Regions from separate parts of the Homo sapiens genome. Here region 2 is linked to region 1. A link is an interaction called in ENCODE POLR2A ChIA-PET data of the cell type or tissue named here. Cell type or tissue: endothelial cell of umbilical vein. All regions are shown on one strand. Each heading gives the region's core, and the rest is flanking DNA. Links, peaks and the distances in the headings are about the cores only.

The links. Peaks named below come from ENCODE experiments on the same cell type or tissue, not always from the same donor. Only the 100,000 strongest peaks of a DNase experiment are listed, where the experiment ranks them.
Region 2: POLR2A ChIA-PET joins it to region 1 with 11 read pairs; 3 of 35 experiments call an interaction of 5 or more read pairs at or near these places.

The regions. Positions count from the first base shown.
Region 1 is chr3:129,395,792-129,401,381 of GRCh38, reverse strand. SNORA7B (small nucleolar RNA, H/ACA box 7B) reads left to right here and starts at 4,034; the gene lies at 4,034-4,172. It overlaps EFCAB12 (EF-hand calcium binding domain 12), which reads left to right. Exons shown (of 9, transcript NM_207307.3): 9 at 1-61. It also overlaps the pseudogene RPL32P3. In endothelial cell of umbilical vein, for the core only: a CTCF peak has its summit at 1,643; DNase peaks (open chromatin) are centred at 1,761 and 2,441; H3K4me3 peaks cover 1,316 bases; H3K27ac peaks cover 1,343 bases.
Region 2 is chr3:129,097,725-129,103,314 of GRCh38, reverse strand. The region is part of intron 1 of RAB43 (RAB43, member RAS oncogene family); the gene reads left to right. The region is part of intron 11 of ISY1-RAB43 (ISY1-RAB43 readthrough); the gene reads left to right. Among named protein-coding and RNA genes, the nearest start is that of RAB43, 21 kb to the left of the region's middle. In endothelial cell of umbilical vein, for the core only: no CTCF peak of the experiment used is centred there; no DNase peak of the experiment used is centred there.

The DNA.
Region 1 (5,590 bases), core at 409-5,408:
ATTTCCCTCCCCTGACCTCTGCCCTTTCTACATAAAGCAGGTTGGAGTTTTTCTCATTTCACCTGTGACCCAGCTGATGTGATTTCTTGCTCAGGAGCTGTGACCGGGGGGAGACCTTGAGCCTGGGGAAATACAGGTACATTCCCTGGGCTATTCCAGGGATGACTGCAGGCCACCTCCAGCCTCTTGTCCCGGGATCCCAGTGGGGAAACCTTGAGCCTGGGGGAATACAGGTACGTTCCCTGGGCTATTCCAGGGATGACTGCAGGCCACCTCCAGCCTCTTGTCCTGGGACCCCAGTGCCCACAGGGAAGCAGTGTGGGTACCCCGTACTCTCCTCTGTGAAGTGAGGTGGCAGCATGTCCCGTACCCCACAAAGACTGAGCCATCAGGTTACTGCTTCCAAATCTCTTGGGTCTTTGGAAACTGAAGGCAGGCTCTGTGGTTCATGAACCCTCCCAGTTGATGAACCCACTTGACCCAATCAAGACCTTTTCTTTCATGACAGGCATCATTCAGGCTGCCATTAGTAATGTGCTTCCCTGCTCCGCATCCCATCTCACTACATACAGCCTGCAGGATAAGCAAGATTCATGAGGTGTGGAATAGCCACAGATGCAGCAGGGTTCTAGCCCCAGCACTACGGCTTGCCAGCTGTGTGACCTCAGACATTCCACTTCTCTGGGTCTCCTCAAACTCCCCATTCTCCTCACACCCAAAAATCTCACCATGGAGTTGTTAACACACCCTTCTCACCTCTCTCTCATTCAGTCATCAATACAATCCAGTTTAGCTTCTGACCCCATCTGGTCCCTGGAACTATCCCTGTCAAGATCGCCAGTGACATCTGTACTGTGTTCCAGGAGTGGAATCTAGGAGGTTTTTTTCCTCCTGAAATTTGATTTTCAAAATAATCTTAAAAACAAAAGCTAAGGGCTGGGCGCGGTGGCTCACGCCTGTAATCCCAGCATTTTGGGAGGCCAAGGTGGGCAGATCACCTGAGGTCAGGAGTTTGAGACCAGGTTGACCAACATAGTGAGACCCTTGTCTCTACTGAAAATTAAAAAAAATTAGTCGAGTGTGGTGGCGCACACCTGTAATCCCAGCTACTACGGAGCCTGAGGCAGGAGAATCCCTTGTCCCTTGAACCTGGGAGGCAGAAGTTGCAGTGAGCCGAGATCTTGCCACTCCACTGCACTCCAGCCTGTGCAACAGAGTGAGACTCCCTCTCAAAAAAAAAAAAAAAAAAAAAAAAAAAAAAGCTAAGCAAATCAAGAACAAGCTTAAAAATTAGACAGTAGCTGGGAACAATGGCTCATATTTGTAATCCCCGCTACTCAGGAGGCTGAGGCGAGAGATCGCTTAAGACCAGCCTGGCCAAAATAGTAAAACCATAACTCTACAAAACAACCAACAAAACAAAGCAAGGTAGTTTAGACTAATGGTTAGAAGCGTGGAGCTTGGAGTAAAATCTCCAAAATTCTCCTTCCACATATGCAAAATAGAGACAATAATAGGTTACATTATAGAATTGTGGTAGGCCCATCGTACGTTAGCGGTTCCGGTCTCATCACTATTTACTATGTAAATTCAGTGAGGGAATTTTGGGAAGTCGGTCTTGATCTCTCCTGACCGCTAGGAAGCGCACTTCGGAGTAGAGGAAACAAGGGCGGAAATAGCCCAAACGCTAGATTGGCTTCAACTTCTGGCGGAAGTAGATTCCTCCCTACACCAGGTCTCAACTCAGAAAGAATTCCAACTTTCTAACTAGTGCCAAGGGCAGGTAAGATAAATTTTCCTTTACATTCTTAGATATTACTCTCTATTAAAACAGTTAAATTCGGCATTTCTGCAGCACTCTTTCTTTGACATGTCTTTTTTTTAAGGACCCGGAGCCGGAAGTGCTTGCCTTTTCCCTGTCAGGACCCAGAGGTTACCTCCCATCAGCCCCGGCGCTCTCTCATCCCTTCTCTCTTCCTTGGTGCTTCTTTTTCCTGCTCGGTGAGTTTGTTTGTTTGTTTGTTTTTGAGACAGAGTCTCACTTTGCTTCCCAGGCTGGAGTGCAGTGGTGCGATCTCAGCTTACTGCAGCCTCCGCTTCCGGGGTTCAAGCGATTCTCCTGCCTCAGCCTGCCAAGTAGCTGGGACTACCGGCGCCCACCACCACGCCTGGCTAATTTTTGAATTTTTAGTAGAGAGTGGGTTTCACTATGTTGGCCAGGCTGGTCTGGAACGCCTGACCTCAAGTGATCCGTCCGCCTCGGCCTTCCAAAGTTCTGGGATTACAGGCGTGAGCCACCGCGCCCGGCCTGAGTGAGTCTTAATCCGTGGCCATCTGCGTTCCTGCAGGCTTCATCTGGCCCTATGGTCCCCTGGTAAGGAGGCCTTCCCTACCACTCTGTGTCTGTGGGTATTGTCGGCTTGCTGGAGCGCGTACACGAACAGAGTGAAGCAGGCAGCCGGGGTGGTGGTTGGGCTTTGCGTCTATTGACGAAAAGAGTCAAACTGTGTAAAGTATTTGAAAAGACTTATTCTGAGTCCAGTATGAGTGACCACGGCCCGTGACAAAGCCCTCAGGAAGTCCTGAGAACATGTGCCCAAGGTGGTTGGGGTGCAGCTTGGTTTTGTACATTTTAGGGAGGTGTGTTGGGGGGCCTGGTCCGGGCTGTTGGTAGATTTGACAATTGGTTGAGTTTGTCTAAAGACTTGGAATCAACAAAAAGGAATGCCTGGGTTCAGATAAGAGGTTGTGGAGACCAAGGTTCTTATTTATGCAGAGGAAGCCTCCAGGTAGCGGGCTTCAAAGAGAGTAGATCGTAAATGTTTCTTACCAGGCCTGAAAAGGTGCCAAAGTCTTAGTGGAGCCTCTCCTGGCTCAGGGAGAAGACCTGGAAAGGGAGGGGGATTCACTACAGGACGTAGATTGTCCCCACAAGAGACAGCTTTACAGGGCCATGTCAGAATATGTCAAAGAAATATATTTTTGGGTAAAGTACTTCTGTTTCTTTCAGGGCCTGCAATCTGTCATGTGATGCTATACTAGAGTCAGGTTGAAATTTGGTGTCTTATTGCTACAAAGTCTGTTTTGTCAGTCTTGGGATCTCTTTTAATGCTAACGCTGGTCAGCTGTGCCTGAATTCCATAGGGAGAAGGGCATAATGAGGCAAGTTCGACCCCACATTCCCATTATGGCTTGAACTAGTTTTTCAGGTTAACTTTGGAATGCCCTTGGCCAAGAGCAGGAGTCCATTCAGTTGGGTGGGGGGCTTAGAATTTATTTTTCGGTTTATACCGTGCTTACTGATGTTGGCCCACGTGCATTCATTCATTGCCATGACCCCACGTTCCTTTCCTTCTAGCCTGTGACCCTAGGGCTGCTGTGGTGGGACTGCAAAAAAAAAAAAAAAAAAAAAAAAAAAAAGATGGGGTGCAGGTCAGCTCACTCAGTTGTTAACAGAGATTTTGATCGTCAGGAGCTCTGGGAATATAAAGATGAAACTTCCCCCTTGCCTTCAAGGATATCATGGGCCAGAAGGCAAAGTTGTTTTGAATACGTGGTTCATTGAGTACCCACTCTGTGCCAACTGATGGCTGCAAAGAGAACAGAAGGGGTGCTGCTGTAGGAAATAAATGAATGGCTCAGAAGACCACACTGAGGAAGTTGTGAGTTGATAATGGAAGATCTCCAGGTTTGAGGCATCCTTAGAGGGATATGATGGTTTTGTGTGTGTTGGGGGTGTGGTAGCGCAGCTGCTACCTAGGGAATTAGAAGGTTTTCTTTATTGAACATTTACCCTGTGACAGGTACTGCAGGCATTCAGCACACAATGTCGTCTCCATTTTACAGGTGAGGAAACTGAGACTCCAGTTCAAGTAGATGGTCAAGGCCAGTACTACCGGAAGGACCATCTGGGGGTTCAGACACTGGCAGGGTGGGATTTGCTGCCCCTTGCAAATTGAGAGTGTCTTGGGGTCAGTTTTGATTTGCTCAGCTGTTGGCATTCTTTGGGCTCTGAGTGGGTGAGGTGACCCTTGACCTCCTGGGATCGCATCTGGAGACTGCCTAGTATTCTGCCAGCTTCGGAAAGGGAGGGAAAGCAAGCCTGGCAGAGGCACCCATTCCATTCCCAGCTTGCTCCGTAGCTGGTGATTGGAAGACACTCTGCGACAGTGTTCAGTCCCTGGGCGGGAAAGCCTCCTTCCAGGATTCTTCCTCACCTGGGGCTACTTCTTCCCCAAAAGGCATCATGGCTGCCCTCAGATCCCTTGTGAAGCCCAAGATCGTCAAAAAGAGAACCAAGAAATTCATCCGGCACCAGTCAGACCGATATGTCAAAATCAAGGTGTGTGGTCCTGGGATGGAAATGGGTGTGGGGTGAAGAAAGGAGTTTCCAACAGGCTGCCAGTTCTGACATCACCTAGTCAGGATTACCTTTGACCGATGAACTGGTTTGTGGAAGAGCTTTCTGTGGAAATACAGGTCTCCCCCAGTGTGCCCTAGTGCTGGTACTTACGTCTCTTGATGTGTGAAGTGAAACTTTAATGAAAAGGGACACTTGGCCATTTTGATATGTTTGGAGGGCTTTGCATTTGTATCATGTATTTTGGGTTGCCTTATGACAGCAGGATCCCTATTTTATAGACAAGAAAACTCAGAGGTGCTGAGAGCAGTGTCTGCACCTGTGCTCGCCATCTCAATATCTACACAGTCCCCTCGCATCCCATTGGTGTCTCCATTTCTTGGGAGTGAGAATGGCGGGGGTGCCTGCCTTCCTAGTGGCAAAAGCCACGAGCTCCTGGTTTTTCCCACCAAAAAAGCATGTAAGGAAATAGTGAAGTCCTATTACCAAAGGCAACTACTGTGTGGCATACTTCCTTTTCATTTGGTCCTTTTTTCCCTCCCCTATGGAACAGTTGGCAGTCTGCACAGATGCTAACCCACCTGTGTATTATTTCCTTCAGCGTAACTGGTGGAAACCCAGAGGCATTGACAACAGGGTTCATAGAAGGTTCAAGGGCCAGGTCTTGATATGATGCCCAGCATTGGTTATAGGAGCAAAAAAAAAAAAAAAAAAAAAAAACCAGAAAGCACGTGCTGCCCAGTGGCTTCCGGAAGTTCCTGGTCCACAATGTCAAGGAGCTGAGAGTGCTGCTGATATGCAACAAGTGAGTTGGGTCCATCTCTGGTTTCAGGGGTCTGAAGTTTGCATCTGTGCGGGCACTTCTGGCAGGAACTCTGGAAACTCTTGGGATGCATTTTGGGAAGCTGACATTCTCTGAGGGAATGTGAAGTCATTCCTTACAGGAGTTTAGAGAATGCTTGTTTGGGGCCAGGTGTGGTGGCTCATGCCTGTAATCCCAGCACTTTGGGAGGCCGAGGTGGGCAGATCACCTGAGGTCAGGAGTTCGAGACCAGCCTGGCCAACTTGACGAAACCCCATCTCTACTAAAAAGACAAAATTAGCTGGGCGTGGTGGTACACGCCTGTAATCTCAGCTACTCAGGAGGCTGAGGTGGGAGAACCAGCAGGAGAGGTTGCAGTGAGCTACGATCGCGCCACTGCACTCCAGCCTAGGGCGACAGTGAAACTC
Region 2 (5,590 bases), core at 182-5,181, 300 kb after region 1:
ACAGGCCTGAGGCCGTTTGTGTAGACCCTGGTAAGAGGCTGGAGTGGCGGTAGGGAGGTGGGGATAAGTGGGTAGGAGGAGGGCACAGCTAGGGCAGATGCAGTGGGGACTTGGAGCCCAAGTGTCCCTGCTGGTCCCAGCCTCTCCCAAGGCAGAGAGACAGCCAGCCTGGAGTCCAGGACTCTGCGTTGGGATGCCTTGGCCGAGTCCCAGCGCCCCTCAGAGCCTCCCTCTTTTCTCTATAATGTCGGCTCCTGGTCTCTGCCTGCAGGCAGTGGCAAGGACGAGTGAGATGGCCGGGACCCCCAGGAGTCCACAGGGTGGGTCTACTTGCCTTCTGAGACACTGAGCCTAGGCCTGGCCTCTCCAATAGATGGTAAGATGGTTTCTGGTTGCTGTGTCTTGTCACCTGCCTGTTTCAAAAGTAACGTAGTTAAAGTGACAGATCAGAGGCATTCAGCTCTCATCCAGCCTCCCTTGGGTGCTGCCTAATGCCAGCTGGCTTGGTTGGGGTGGGGAGGGGTCTGGTCTGGGGAAGGGGCTCTCCTGGCTTGGCTTCCGCCTCCTCTTTTGGAATATAGTAGGCATGGGTGAAGTGATCAAGCTGCCTGTTACACTAATTCCTCTCTGTGATCCCATGACAAGACTGCTCCACCCAGTGACCTGAGTGATTTTTTTTTTTTTGAGATGGAGTCTCGCTCTGTCACCCAGGCCTGGAGTGCAGTGGCACTATCTCGGCTCACTGCAAGCTCTGCCTCCTGGGTTCACACCATTCTCCTGCCTCAGCCTCCTGAGTAGCTGGGACTACAGGCGACCGCCACCACGCCCAGCTAATTTTTTGTATTTTTAGTAGAGACGGGGTTTCACCATGTTAGCCAGGACGGTCTCGATCTCCTGACCTCGTGATCTGCCCGCCTCGGCCTTCCAAAGTGCTGGGATTACAGGTGTGAGCCACCATGCCTGGCTGTGATATTTTAAAAACAAACCAGAGCACATCTTGTCTTAGCCCAGGCTTCCCGTGGAAAACAGAGCCAGAGAGAAGGGCTCACATGCTTAGCTTTTGTTTTGGAGACTGACCTGGAGAAGGAGGCAAGGCTTAGATAGAGCTGCATCTTTCATTTAGCTGCCATGGGCAGTGGTCTTGACCCTGAGGACTTTACAAGGTGCATGAGGAATGTGTCTCACAGTGGTCCCTCTGAGAGGTGGGAGAGAAGAGCTTTATCCCTGTTCCCCGTTGGTCACAGGTGATCCCTAGGGTGCGGAGGCCTCTCTCTTCTGGGTCATGGAGGCATGAGCACACAGTGCTTTCCGGCAGGCCTCCCTGGCCAGACTCAGAGATGCTCCCAGGCAGGGAGTGAGGGGCACGGTGTGGGCAGGCCTTTGTGTGTGTGCAAAGCTGGTTGCTGCAGCAGTGGCTGGAGTGCAGGGTGCGCTGATAAGATATGTGAGTGGGAGAAAAGAGGAGACTGGCTCATATTTCCCTGCCTGAGACAATCTCCAGTGGCTTTACGTTGCAAGAAAAATGAAATCCACACTCTTAACTTTGGCCTGCAAGATCCTATATGCTCTGGCTCTGGCCCATGTCTCTGAACGTGTCTCCTCCCAGTTTCCTTCTTCACGGCCATCTGGCCACACTGCCCTTTCCATGTCTCTAACACGGTAAGCATTCTCCTGCCTCTGAGCCTTTGTCCTGTTCCCCTGCCTGAACACCGTCCATGTGGTTGGCTCTTCATCACTCAGGCCTCAGCTCAGACACTTGCTCAGATCATCAAATAGGCTGGCATCCACCCCCTGTGCTGTCTGCCTGGCTTTCACATTCTGTAGCGTGCTCATGATCACCTTCTAAAAGGATCTGTGGCACATTCTGTCTCCTCTTACTAGGATGGAGCTGGTTTTGCTCCGTTCCCTGCTATATCCCCAGTTACCAGAGCAGAGGCTGGGACAAGGCAGGAGCTCAGCGCATGTTGAATGAAAAATGAACGACTCATGTACACAGCCTAGTATGTTTTTCTTTTGGTACTATATGTATTCTCTTTTGCATTTAAGTTCCTTTGTGTATATTAAAAACATTTGCCACAAAATTATAATAGCTCAGTAAATATTGTTAAACGGATGCATTTATCAGCACCTTCTCCATGCTAGCACTTGGGCACATGGGTTTGGTCATTTGACTCTGACAGCACCTTTTTGTACGGATGAAAAACAGAATGGCCGGGCGCAGTGGCTCACACCTGCAATCCCAGCACTTTGGGAGGCCATGGCGGGTGGATCACCTGAGGTCAGAAGTTCGAGACCAGCCAGGCCAACATGGCGAAACCCTGTTTCTACTAAAAATACAAAATTAGCTGGGTGTGGTGGCACACGCCTGTAATCCCAGCTACTCGGGAGGCTGAGGCAGGAGAATCGCTTCAACCTGGGAGACAGAGGTTGCGGTGAGCAGAGATCACGCTACTGCACTCCAGCCTGGGCGACAGAGCGAGACTCGTCTCAAAAAAAAAGAAAAACAGAATGAAGTTTTAGCCTAGAGACACAAAGCTGGTGACAGAGCATCAGGTCATGAGCTCAGGCTTGTTGGCCCCAGCGTACCACCGCTACCCTGTATCCTTCCCTTCCTCTAATTTGGGGGAATAGGATGGGAATACTACCAGCCATGGGAAGGGTCTACTTTCCCAAAATATCTTCTCCATTACTGCCCACAGTTCACCAGCTGGTTGGCCTACATACCTTAATCAGTAGTTATTTTGTTGGTTTTTCATTTAGTTTTTATTTTAAGCAAACTTAACTTGTGTGTGGTTTGAGGAGTCATTTGGTTCTACAAGGATTGGTAGCAGAAGGTCTTAGGATATTGCCAACCCCCTGCCCTAGAGCAGCCACTTCCACCTCTTCTTTTGAAATAGGGTCTCAGTCTGTTGCTCAGGCTTTAGTGCAGTGGTACCATCTGGCATTTCTTGCAGGGCAGCTTTTTTCCAAGGAGCTTCTCTCTACTTCCATTTATCTGCAAACGTCTTGATTTCACCCTGTCTTATGAGGGAAAATTTTGTTTGACAAGTACTTCAGCATTGAGAGTTTTTTCTTTCCGCACTTGTTTTTTTCTTTTTAGCACTTCTCAGCATTGTCTTCTGGCTTCCATTATTCTGAGAAGTGGTTGTCATTTGTATTGTTGTTCCCATGTATGGAATATGTCTTTTATCAGACTGCTTTTCATATTTCCCCTTTATTCTTGTTTTCTGTCATTTTGACTGTGATCTGCTTTTGTGTATTTTGTATTTTTTCTGCTTGGGGTTTGCTGAGCTTCTTGGATCTTTAAGCCAGGTATGTTTCATCAGATTTGGAGATTTTTCAGTCATTAGTTCTTTGAGTATTCTTCCCCCATTATCACTATCTTTTCCTGGAACTGCAATTATGTGAGTATGAGACAGTTTGGTATTATCTCACATATCCTTCCGATTTTATTCATTTTCTTCAATCTTTTTTCCCCTTCCTCATATTAACTCTTTATTGATTTTTCTTCAGGTTCACTGATTTTTTTTTTCTGCCATCTATAATCTGCTATTAAGTTCATCCAGTGAATTTTCCACTTACTATAATTTTTAGTTCTAGAATTTCCACTAATTTAAAAATTAAGTTTAGGCTGGGCGCAGTGGCTCACGCCTGTAATCCCAGCACTTTGGGAGGCCGAGGCGAGTGGATCACCTGAGGTCGGGAGTTCGAGACCAGACTGACCAACATGGAGAAACCCTGTCTCTACCAAAAATACAAAATTAGCCGGGTGTGATGGCACGTGCCCATAATTCCAGCTACTCAGGAGACTGAGGCAGGAGAATCACTTGAACTCAGGAGGCGGAGGTTGCGGTGAGCGAAGATCGTGCCATTGCACTCCAGCCTGGACAACAGAGCGAAACTCCGTCTCAAAAAAAAAATTAAGGCCAGGCGCGGTGGCTCACGCCTGTAATCCCAGCACTTTGGGAGGCTGAGGTGGGCAGATCACAAGGTCAGGAGATCAAGACCATCCTGGCTAACACAGTGAAACCCTGTCTCTATTAAAAATACAACAAATTAGCTGGGCATGGTGGTGGACGCCTATAGTCCCAGCTGCTTGGGAGACTGAGGCAGGAGAATGGCATGAACCCGGGAGGCGGAGGTTGCAGTGAGCCGAGACCGCGCCACTGCACTCCAGCCTGGGTGACAGAGTGAGACTCCGTCTCAAAAAAAAAAAAATTAAGTTTAACATATATATATTTTTTGAGACAGTTTTGCTCTGTTGTCCAGGCTGGAGTGCAGTAGCGTGATCTGGGCTCACTGCAACCTCTGCCTCTGAGGTTCAAGGGATTCTCATGCCTCAGCCTCCCGAGTAGTTGGGATTACAGGAGCATACCACGATGCCTGGCTAATTTTTGTATTTTTGGTAGAGATGGGGTTTTACCATGTTGGCCAGGCTGGTCTTCAACTCCTGACCTCAAGTGATCCACCTGCCTTGGCCTCCCAAAGTGCTGGGATTATGGGCATGAAACACTGCACCCAGCCCGTAATTTTAATAATAATAAATAGTTTAATAAAACATTTATGTTTTAAGAAATAATTTTTCATTTATTTCCTTAAATCCCCTATTCGTCCACTCATTATGGCGATGTTTTTCTTTAACTCTTTGAACATACTTTCCTTGTAATTTTCTGAACATATTTAAAATCGCTGCTTTAAAGTCTCCCTACTAAATACAATATCTGGGCCATTTTGGCATCAGTGTCAATAGATTGCTTTTTCCCTTATCTGTGGTTCATATTTTCCTGTTTCTTTGCACGTTTAGCAATTTTCAATAGTATATGGAAATTGTGGTTGATAACTTAACGAGACTCTGGATTCTGTTACCTTCTTTAGAAGAGTGTTGATTCTTGTCCTAGTAGTCAATTCAGTTACTGGCTGATCACCTTGAAGTTATTCGTTTAGGCTTGTTTTTTATGTTTTGTTAGGGTGGATATGTGGAAAGACTAAGGTGTTTCTGAGCCTCGCTAATGTGGCAGAACTCAACCTCCAAACCCAAGGCTTATGTTGGTGAGGGCAGGTCTATGGAGGCCTATTCTTTAGGCATGGTCCTCACCCATAGTGACGTTCTGATAGCTCATATACGGGTCGCTAATGAGACACTAATGAGGCCTGTTCACTGTGTCTGGCTTGGAACTTCAGCATCCCCTAGCACTCCTGAACCTCTATCTCTGGTCTGTTCTCAACTCTGGAAGGGGCACTCTCTGGTCAAGAGCTCACTGGGACACCTCACATAGACTTTTGGGCTCCCCCTACTTATGTCTTCTCATTTCATCACATCATCTGCTCCAGACCCTGATCTCTGCCTCCTTAGCTCAGTGGGACCACTGTGCTCTGCTTGGATTCTAGCCCCATGGTCAGGAAACTCCCAGGTAGAGTGTCACAATGATCATGAGGTGCCTTTCATGAGTTTTTCCTTTTTTAGGGGTTATGGTCTCAGGCCGCTTGTTATCTACATTCCAAAAACGACAGCCTCATATATTTTCTCCAGTCCTGTGGTGTGTGTGGAGGGAGGGCTACTCTGCCACCAGCGATGCTGCCATGGCTGGAA